Linked DNA regions of Homo sapiens: region 2 is linked to region 1. A link is an interaction called in ENCODE POLR2A ChIA-PET data of the cell type or tissue named here. Cell type or tissue: CD4-positive, alpha-beta T cell. All regions are shown on one strand. Each heading gives the region's core, and the rest is flanking DNA. Links, peaks and the distances in the headings are about the cores only. Region 1 has its middle 27 kb from the start of PLPP7. Region 2 overlaps NUP214 (nucleoporin 214).

What was found. ChIA-PET counts read pairs that join two places held together with the same protein. Peaks named below come from ENCODE experiments on the same cell type or tissue, not always from the same donor. Only the 100,000 strongest peaks of a DNase experiment are listed, where the experiment ranks them.
Region 2: POLR2A ChIA-PET joins it to region 1 with 5 read pairs; 2 of 35 experiments call an interaction of 5 or more read pairs at or near these places.

Annotation. Positions count from the first base shown.
Region 1 is chr9:131,313,864-131,319,235 of GRCh38, forward strand. No RefSeq gene overlaps it. Among named protein-coding and RNA genes, the nearest start is that of PLPP7, 27 kb to the left of the region's middle. In CD4-positive, alpha-beta T cell, for the core only: no CTCF peak of the experiment used is centred there; no DNase peak of the experiment used is centred there.
Region 2 is chr9:131,225,166-131,230,537 of GRCh38, forward strand. NUP214 (nucleoporin 214) reads left to right here. Exons shown (of 36, transcript NM_005085.4): 33 at 2,995-3,166. Among named protein-coding and RNA genes, the nearest start is that of FAM78A, 49 kb to the right of the region's middle. RefSeq lists enhancers at 1,643-2,642, 2,643-3,641. In CD4-positive, alpha-beta T cell, for the core only: no CTCF peak of the experiment used is centred there; a DNase peak (open chromatin) is centred at 2,436; H3K4me3 peaks cover 900 bases.

The sequences.
Region 1 (5,372 bases), core at 201-5,200:
CCTCAGTTTCCCAAGTAGCTGAGACTACAGACGGTGCCACCATGCCCGGCTAATTTTTTTTTCCCTTGAGACAGAGTCTCGTTCTGTTGCCCAGGCTGGAGTGCAGTGGCGAGATCTCGGCTCACTGCAAGCTCTGCCTCCCGGGTTCTCTCCATTCTCCTGCCTCAGCCTCCCGTGTAGCTGGGACTACAGGTGCCCACCACCACACCTGGCTAATTTTTTTGTATTTTTAGTAGAGACGGGGTTTCACCATTTTTTTTTTTTTTTTTTGAGACGGAGTCTCGCTCTGTCGCCCAGGCTGGAGTGCAGTGGCGGGATCTCGGCTCACTGCAAGCTCCGCCTCCCGGGTTCACGCCATTCTCTTGCCTCAGCCTCCCAAGTAGCTGGGACTACAGGCGCCCGCCACTACGCCCGGCTAATTTTTTGTATTTTTAGTAGAGATGGGGTTTCACCGTTTTAGCCGGGATGGTCTCGATCTCCTGACCTCGTGAACCACCCGCCTCGGCCTCCCAAAGTGCTGGGATTACAGGCGTGAGCCACCGCGCCCGGCCGGGGTTTCACCATATTAGCCAGGATGGTCTCGATCTCCTGACCCCGTGATCCGCCCACCTCACACCTGGGATTAGGTGTGAGGGCTACCGCGCCCGGCCTAATTTTTTGTATTTTTAGTAGAAATGGGGTTTCTCCACGTTGGCCAGGCTGGTCTCAAACTCCTGACCTCATGTGATCCGCCCGCCTCCACCTCCCAAAGTGCTGAGATTACAGGCACAAACCACTGTGCCTAACCTCCGCTTTTTTGTTTTTTGGTTTTTTTGAGACAGAGTCTCGCTCTGTCACCCAGGCTAGAGTGCAATGGTACGATCTTGGCTCACTACGACCTCCGCCTCCCAGGTTTAAGGGATTCTCCTGCCATAGCCTCCCGAGTAGCTGGGACTACCTGCGTGTGCCACCACGTCCAGCTAATTTTTGTATCTTTAGTAGAGACCGGGTTTCACCATGTGGGCCAGGCTGGTCTTGAACTCCTGACCTCAAGTAATCTGCCTGTCTTGTCCTCCCAAAGTGCTGGGATTACAGGCATGAGCCCGCTCCAGGCTGGGGGTCTCTTTTCAAGCAGAAAGGCCAGCTCGTGGAGTAGTGGGGAGAAGCAAGGGAGAGCCTTGAGCACACAACCCAGAACACACAGCCCCCTTGAGGTGGCAGGCAGGGTCCCACCTCCAGCTGTGGGCCACAGGGCTTCACTCTCTGCATGTCCAGCCACATCTCTCTCTAAGCCTCAGCTCTGTGCTTTGGGAAGGTCACTGGCTGGAAGCCCAGGGTAGGCTGAGGGGGCCAGGCTGGAGCTGGGCTGGGCTGGGTCGTGTGAGGGAAAGAGCACATAAATGGGAGTCGGGCAGACCTGGGTTCAGATTCCGGCCCTGACAGGTTGCTGACCCTTCTGAGCTTCAGCTTCTCCGTCTGTGAAATGGGGCTGATACTTGGCTTGCACAGTTGTGAGGGCTGGAGACAGGGCAATGGGACCACCCAGCCCGGCGCAGAGGGTTGCTGGAGAATGAGCCTCTTAGGCCACTGCCCCCTGGAAAGGACCCTGAGCGTTCCCTGGGCATTTAGGGACACTCTGGGGCTTGGACAGGTGGGCAGCAGGAGGGACTTGGAGAACCTCCAGGCAGGCAGCTCACCCATGTCATGATGGCACCTGTCCCCTGGCCACGGTTTGCCTGGGTACCTGGGTGTTTGGTGGCAGGGACAGGGTGGAGGTGTGTGGAGGAATCTCCGTTCCTGCCCCTGTGAGCCTGGCTTTTCTGGGAAGCTCTCATAAGAGTGTCCAAGGTATAAGCACCTCTCAGGGGTGGCGAGGGTGTTGCGTTGCCTCCTTCTACAGACGCAAATGCCACCTAATCACACAGCTCCCTCTGCAAACCCGCTCCCATCTCCATAGCAACTACAGGGCTTCGGCGCTCTTGGGCTCCTGGTCACTGTGGTTCAACTCCTAAGAGAGGGAGGGACCCCGGGTTTGTCCCCATCCAGCTCCAGGAAAGAGACGTTGGCTCGAGGAATCCGTCTCAAGGTCAAAGAGGGCGAGGTGAGGGCAGGGCGGGGACAGGCAGGCTGCAAACAGATCCGCTCTCTGCTGCTCTGGTCAGGAGGATTCTGGGAAGAGAGGACGGAGGGACAGAGATGCAGCTCTGGGTGGGAGGGCCACAGAGCTCAGCGTCCACTCATCCTGTGTGCGGCTCCCACCCGCCCCATCCAAAAAGTCTCAGGGAGGCAGCGGCACAAGGGCTGGCTCTGGGCAGTTTCCTCATCTGTAAGATGCGTCGATGCTCTGCGCCAGCGTATGGAGAGGCAGCCGCTGCAGTCTGTGCCCCCCACAGTCTGTACATTGAAATCCCAACCAAAACACGAGGGTATGAAGAGGTGGGCGTTTGGGGTCATTAGGTCATGAGGGTGGGCCCACACGACGGGATTAGTGCCCTTACAAAAAAGGCTCCGGATGCCGGGCGTTGTGGCTCACGCCGGTAATCCCAACGCTTTGGGAGGCTGAGGTAGGCGGATCACTTGAGGTCAGGAATTCAAGACCAGCCTGGCCAACATGGCAAAACCCTGTCACTACTGAAAATACAAAAATCAGCCCTGGGCAGGGTGGGGCATGCCTGTAATCCCAACTACTCAGGAGGCTGAGGGAGGAGAGTTGCTTGAAGCCAGGAGATGGAGGTTGCAGTGAGCCGAGATAGCACCATTGCACTCCAGCCTGGGTGACAAAGCAAGTCTCCATCTAAAAAAAAAAGAGGCTCCAGAGAGACCCCTTCCCCTTCCCCCAGGTGAGGATGCAGTGAGGAGGCCCCATGTATGAACCTGAGAGCGGACCCTCACCAGACGCCAAATCTGTGGGCACCTTGATCCTGGACTTTCCAGCCTCCAGAACTGTGAGAAGTCAATTTCTTCTTCTTCTTCTTCTTTTTTTTTTTGAGACAGAGTCTCGCTCTGTTGCCCAGGCTGGAGTGCAAGGGCGCGATCTCGGCTCACCACAACCTACGCCTTCCAGGTTCAAGCGATTCTCCTGCCTCAGCTTCCCAAGTAGCTGGGATTACAGGCGCCTGCCACCACGCCCGGCTAATTTTTGTATTTTTATTAGAGACAGGGTTTCACCATGCTGGCCAGGCTGGTCTGGAACTCCCAGCCTCAGGCGATCCGCCAGCCTCAGTCTCCCAAAGTGCTGGGATTACAGGCATGAGCCACCACACCCAGCCTAATTTTAAAAAATTTTTTGTAGAGATAAGGTCTAGCTCTGTTGCTCACGCTGGTCTTCAACTCCTGGGCTTAAGCAATTCTCCCGCCTTGGCCTCCCAAAATGCTAAGATTGTAAGTGTGAGCCACCTCGCCTGGCCCAATCCAAATTCTTTTTTTTTTTTTTTTTTTTTTGAGATGGAATCTTGCCCTGTCGCCCAGGCTGGAATGCAGTGGCGCAATCTCAGCTCAATCTCTGTCGCCCAGGCTGGAATGCAGTGGTGCAATCTCTGCCTCCCAGGTTCAAGTGATTCTCCTGTAGCACCTGCCACCATGCCCAGCTAATTTTTTGTATTTTTAGTAGAGACGGGGTTTCACCATGTTAGCCAGACTGGTCTCGAACTCCTGACCTCAAGTGATCCTCCTGCCTTGGCCTCCCAAAGTGCTGAAATTACAGGCATGAGCCACTGCACCCGGCCCCCCAATCCAAATTCTTATGCATGTACACACACACATTCTGAATAGGGAACTTCTCCATACTGTTTGCTAATCTGCTCTTCCACATGCTAAGATGTCATGGACCTCTCTCCCTGTAGTTTCCATCCTCACCTATAGTATTCCCTTGCACTGAGCCCTGATCACCTTCCTAACCAGTATCTGATGGGTGGATGGCCCCCAAACCCACATGGCTGGAAATGCAGGGAGTAAAGCTCTGTGACCCACACCGTGAGGTGGGGCCCTACCTGCCTCCTCGAGGGGGCTGTGTGCCCAGGGCTCTCCCTTGCTTTTCCATTAGCCTTCTCAAAGCTTTTCACGGCGCCCAAATGCAGTGGCTCACACCTATAATCCTAGCACTTTAGGGGGCCAAGGTGGGAGGATCACTTGAGCCCAGGAGTTTGAGAACATAGTGAGACCTCATCTCTACTAAAAACCAAACCCCCAGCCAAACCTGGGGACAGATCCACAGTGCAGAGACTGCCCCGGGGCATGGCCTACATTATGCCACTGGCCTGGCTGCTCTGCTTCTGGGCCCTATAGGAAGAGCACTGTGCGAGGAGTCCACCCTAGAGGAGATGCATTGGCACAGACCCCATCATGGCTTCCTGAGGCCCTGCCCAAAGGAAGCAGCTTCCCAGGCCAAGGCAATTCTCACCAGGACAAAGCTCCCCGAGTCCCCAGCCCTTCCCTGCCTGGGGAAAATCCGGGAGGGTCAGGGAAGGGGATGGCAGGAGCTAGAAAAATCCACCAACTCCCACATCCGCCGCCATCTGGCTCCAGGAAGAAACAGAACATCTGGCACCAGCTTTGGCCCATGGCGTTTATGTAAGCCATATGTGACCCCACGTGGCCCAGGCGGCCCCTCACAGGCTGGTGCCCTGGCCTCGTCCCACCTGACTTTTCCTCACGTGTGAAATAAGCGTGATAATCACGGGGCAGTCAGGGGGCGAGATGATGCTCAGAAAGCCCTGCTGCTCCCCTGAGCCCGAGCGCACAATCACTCACACACGCAGTCTCAGCCGCTGGCCTCCGTCTCCTCATATGTAAAATTATGTACGTGAGATCTCCAAGCATCCCTCCAGCTACAACAGTCCTTCAATAGTCCCTCCGTACATATCCACAGGTATTTCCATATCTAAACTTCATGCATGCATACACGTAGATGCAAACATGAGAACACATGTGTCCATATTTGCACACAGTCACATTTATACATGCACCTAGATATAAAATGCACCTTTCGCCATGGGCCAAAAGCCAGGGCCAGTTGTCCCATTTCTTCCTGGAGACAGATGGCAGTAGGTCTGGGAGTTCCTGGGTTTTTCTAGCTCCTGCCATTCCCTTCCCTGACCCTCCTGGTACACACACATCCATGTGTTCTGGTACACACACATCCATGTGTATATGTACACGCTTAGCTTTACCTACATTCACGCACAAATACTTTTTTTTTGAGACAGGTTCTTGCTCTGTCACCCAGCCTGTAGTGCAGTGGTGCAGATCTTGGCTCACTGCAACCTCCGCCTCCCAGGTTCAAGTGATTCTCATGCCTCAGCCTCCCAAGTAGCTGGGATTACAGGCATGCGCCACCACACCCAGCTAATTTTTGTATTTTTAGTAGAGACGGGGTTTCACCATGTTGGCCAGGC
Region 2 (5,372 bases), core at 259-5,258, 89 kb before region 1:
ACTTTGGGAGGCCAAGGAAGACAGATCACTTGAGTCCAGGAGTTTGAAACCAGCCTGGATAACATGGCAAAAACCCGTCTCTACAAAAAAAAATAATGCAAAAATAAGCCAGGCACGTTGGTGCACACCTGTAGTCCCAGCTCCTCGGGAGACTGAGGTGGGAGGATCAATTGAGCCTGGGAGGCAGAGATTGCAGTGAGCCAAGATTATGCCACTGCACTTCATCCTGGGCAACAAAGCAAGACTCTGTCTCAAAAAAAAGAAAGAAAATCTGACCCTTTTATTTGTCTAGTCTTAGAGAAAATGTATGCCCCAACTTTTCATAGTAAGTACTTATTTGCCCCATGAAACTAATACTTAGATTGAGGCCTCGAATAGAGAACAACTATCTTTCAGATACATAAGATGAGTGAACTAGTAACCATAAACATCAAAGTGAGGGCAGGGGAAAGGCCACTCCCCCTCATGTTTCAGGACTTCATCTCTCTGCTGCAGAACTCGTATTGGTTCTGGGAGAGCTTTTTCTATTGAAAGAGGGGACTGGAAGTCCCGAGCAGAAGGAAGGGCTGCTGTGAATAGAGGAACTGCCTTCCTGTCCAGGCATCAGGGCACTTTTTGCTTTAAGAGAGATTTTAAGTTGATGATTTGGATGGGTCTTTGAAAAATTCCAAAAGTATCTATCCTCCCTTCAGTAAAATTGCATTATAAAATTATCCTGCTGGAGGTCATCCGGGGAGAGGACAGGAGGAAGGTGGGATGGACTGAAGATGGCCTTGCTGCCCACCATGGTCAGTGGTCTACACCCTGCTGTCTCGCTAAAGTGTTAGATTTGGAGGGAGGCAGGCAGGGGATGAATGATGGGGAAGATGAGAGGTGGGCGTTTGAGTCGCACAGACCTTGTTCCAGTCCCAGCTCTAGCACCCATCAGCTGGCTGAAGTTGGGACAAGTGGCATATTCTCTAAGTCTCAGTTTCCTCCCCTGTGATGTAAGGATCCCAGGCTTATTGGGAAGATTTAAGAAAACTGCTGTGAAGCACCTGGCATATAGTGGGCCCTCAATAAATCAGAAAGTTTATCATCATTGATTATTAGAAAATTTGTTTCTTCTGGAGAAGAAATTTATGAAAATACGGCAACTGATAAAATCAAACCCCTCCTGCCATCAGGAGAGAGTTGCCTCTTTAAGCCAGAGTGACTGTTTTCTTCCTGTTTAATTTGGCTGTGACCCAGGTGTGTTGTTTGGGGGCTTTTTCTCTCTGTGTATATTTAACCGCCACCCCTCCCCTGTCCAGTTTATTTTCTGTATCATCATGACTTCCCATTTTTCACTCACCTTCCACCAAGAAGTCTAAGCAATATTGATACAAGGTACTAGATAGCGCCCTGCATGTCTAGGAAGAAAGTGTAACTAGATCTGTGATCAGTCTTAAATAATTCAACTGTAAGGGTTTTTTAGCACTTTTTTTTTTCCAGTCTGTTATATTTATAACCCAACAGTCTCCATTATCATGGCTTGGAATTTCACTCAGTGTTTTAACATGCGGAATGTTAACCCAAACACGAGCCTTAGCAAAAAAGTATCTTCTCAGTTGTGCAGCCTACCACTGTTAATGGCAAATAGGCACATGAGTGAATCACAAAATAACAGTTAACTGAGGGATTCAGCTGACAACTTTTCATACCCAGGATTTGATCTTTCCTGATTCAGATGGCAGAAGCTTGTGTTGTGATTACATAAACAATAAGAAGTCTGGATTTCATCCCTCTAACAACAGATTGACTTTCTGAAAGGGGAGAAAAGGCTTGTCGCTAGGCCACCATTACTCCCGCTAGCACGCAGTTCATAGGCCAACACTCACCTTAAGAAGTACTCCCTTTAGAGGGTGCTCCCAGTTAGAGCACATTTCTTATGCCATTCTATTCCATTCATTCAAGAAGACACTCACTGAGTGTCTATTCTAATACTTTAGAATGATTTCAGCAGTATCTTGGAAGTTTGGGAACCCGCATCAGGAATAGCTCAGGAGAGGATGTTTTGTCTTCCTGCCTGACAGGCATCACCAGCAATCAGAGTAGGGTGCCCTGTGCGTGACCTGACCCTTGTCTGTGTGGCCACCTGTGTGGTGCTGCCCTCTGGCAGCCTGAGCCCACTGGGCAGCAGTGTTGGCAACGTTGCAGAAGGCATCTGAACTCTAGGGCTGTCCTCACTGTTGACTTATTATTTTATTAGATTTATGCAGCAGCCTGCCTCCAAAGAAGAAATTTGGTGTGTTTTTTCATTGGGAAGTAATTCCAGACTGCAGGAAAAAAGCATTTAAAAAAAAAAAAACAAACCTCCACTGAGCGAGAGAAAGGGAGACTCTGATGAGAGACGTAGGAGCCATCAGGCTGTAAATAAATAAAAAGCACCTGGCTGGGCGCCAGCATACACGTCTCTGTCTCTGCTATGACCCAATTCAGGGATTCTCCCTGAGAGGAGGTTTTGAGCCTCTGATTTTATAATTTGGGTTTCTATGAAGCTGGATGTCTTGCCTGTGTACTGATAAGTAATATAGTCTGTCATCTTTTGTCAGCTAGGTAGGGATTGGAGTTTTTGAGAATGGTTTTTCACTCCAAACAGCTCAGAGGACCTGGGAGGGGTGGAAGGTGCACCGAGTGGGCTCTTGGAGGTCTGCTCACACGGCTTCACAGTGACTTCACAGGGTCTGCAGGAGCTCTCCTGAGTGGACCCCAGAGCCCTCTGCTAGGAATGGAGGGGAGTGGTTTGGTTTGAGGGCTTTTGTTTTGTTGTTTTCATTACTATTTTCTTGATAGAAGGGCGGGGGGGAGGGGGGGTGTTGCCCTTTACTCTAGTTCTTGCATTTGAATTGCTAACATCCTCTTTTCCCTTTTTTCTTCCTATTTTGATTTGGTTTCTCATTGCTCAATGTCTTCTCTTCCTGTCTCCTCCTTTCTTTCTCCCTATTTCTGTTTGTTTGCCTCTGTTTTGCTCAGGTGGCTTCGGTGCTGCTCCAGTGTTTGGCAGCCCTCCTACTTTTGGGGGATCCCCTGGGTTTGGAGGGGTGCCAGCATTCGGTTCAGCCCCAGCCTTTACAAGCCCTCTGGGCTCGACGGGAGGCAAAGTGTTCGGAGAGGGCACTGCAGCTGCCAGCGCAGGAGGATTCGGGTAAGCCCCCTGGGGAGGGCCCTTGGGAACCCACACGCCAGCCAAAAAGCACTAGGGGCCTGTACTCTTGCTCTGAAAAGAAATTTGACCATGAGGTGAAGGCCCCTCCCTTGAAATTTGTGAACAACTCCCTCAAGGATTCCTGTACCTCTCCAGGGTAAGACTCATTTCGTTCAAGCCAGGCTTTGTTGAATTCATGGTGGACCTCAGCTGTGTTGCTGTTCCCTGGTATGAGAAATGCTGGTCATCAGAGCCCCTGTTCTCCTGCTGGGGCTAAAGGAAGGCACCAGCCCTGCCTTAACTACTGCTTTGTAGCCAAGAGGTGCCCCGGTGTGGAGCTTCTGTTAGGAAGTCCTCAATGAATGGTTTTCACCAGATTCTTTCCTCTTGGGATTATTCTGTGTTAGACCCGTTGTCCTTGAACAAACAACTCCCTGTGTCCCCTGCTCCCCTGCAGCCCCCCAGAGTGAGTATTCAGTTGCACAGGTCCTCCCGTGGGAAGATCCTGGATGATCAGGGATTTCGAAGCTGCTCTCATTGCCTCGTGTGCGTCTGCACTGGAAAAGGCCATTTTTAGGGAGTCGCTTTTAAGGGCAGAATTTCAGTGTGGTTGCCAAAACCCCAAGGGAAAAAAACCTTCACCACACCACAACATCCCAATTTAAAAAATGTACACGGGATGACTACCAAGTCTCTTGTTCAAAGGAGGTGTCGATGCCTGAAAGGAGTTCTAAAACGCCTCTTGCCGCAGTACTGGGCTCAGCATGAGCTGAAGGTTTGGGGGAGGGGAGATGATTTTGTCTAGGGGAATTGTTGAGATACTTGGATCTGAGTCTTGGCAAGATGACAGCATCTTTATCTTGAAAATAAACTATAGTATGTTCTTACTCACACCCTTCCCCTCCGTGCAAGATGCTGGAGCGCAGCAGCAGGAGTGAGAGGGTTGGCGTGCTGCTTCTCCTGTTTCACGGGAGACTGATGCCTTAGGTTTGCCCTCAGGAAACCCCAAGAATTAAAGTTAAGGAAAGCTTTGAAAGGACAGTTAGAGACCCACTTAGGCTGGTATTCTCAGAGGTCTTAATGGATGCTGTTCTCTGCAGTGATGAACCAGCACACAGTACCACAGAGTTGGTAGAAGGTTTGGGTTGGCTGGGTATCTTGTGAATTGATTTATTTATTTGAAACCAGCTGTTTTCTTTACTAGTAGAAAAGTATATTCTGCCTTGGGGCGGCTCTCACACAAATCCCGATTGGCTGGTTAGTCAGTCCTAAAAAAGGTTAATGCCAGGTCAGTTATTAAATCTCCATAAGAGCCCATTACCTTCTTCCAGGTCCCTGGCCATGAGCCTGTCTCCGACCCTGAAGGGCAGGCTGTTGCTGATGAGGCCCAAGGCAGGAGGAGGAAGGGAGCAGGCCGCTCCTGGGAGAAAGTCCAATGAGAGCAGATCCCTTGGCCACCTTTGTATGGAAAGAGCCTTGACCTCACCATTAAAAGTGAATAGAATGGTGGGAAGGCAGAGTTTTAGATACTTTTTCTTGCTTTGGGGTTGATTCTTGCCCCCAGGTGCTGCCCCTTCTCCCAGAAACCACTGATCCGTTTCCCTCACCTAGTCACCTCCAGACCCCAGAAGCTCTCCCCAACCCAGCCGAGTTCCTCTGCAAACAATTCAAGGGGCTCTGATAGGTCACACAGTGCCACCTTGTGTGCTGGACCATATCTGGAGGGAGAACTGAGTGAGGGGGCACAGGGGATTGTCTCCAGGTGGGGCGAGCAGGGGAAGGAAAATAGTGGCCACTTTTACATTGGTTTGGGTAGTAATTATTGATTCAGGAAGCAAATACAAAATCCTGAATGAAATGACTTGGAAAAAGTAAATAGAATCAAGATCCCAAGAGGAGCTGAAGATAAATAAATGGGAGCAGGATGTGGGGGAATGGTCGGTAAGTGAGAAATGCTAAAATGATAGAATAAAGCTTAAGGATTGTTGGAGGTAGAGCAGGAACTGTGTACTGCATAGTTCCCAAATGCCCTGGTGTTCCAATGGGGGATGGAAACTAAAACACTGGCCAGGTTGGATTTCATACTGTAGTCCTGCCATTTTTCTTCCTAGAGCAGAGATAAAAGTTGGCCCTGGGCGATAGCTCATTCTCTCTGAAAGGCTGCTAGTTAGGCCCAGCCTGTCACCCTGGATCATGAGTGTCGTGT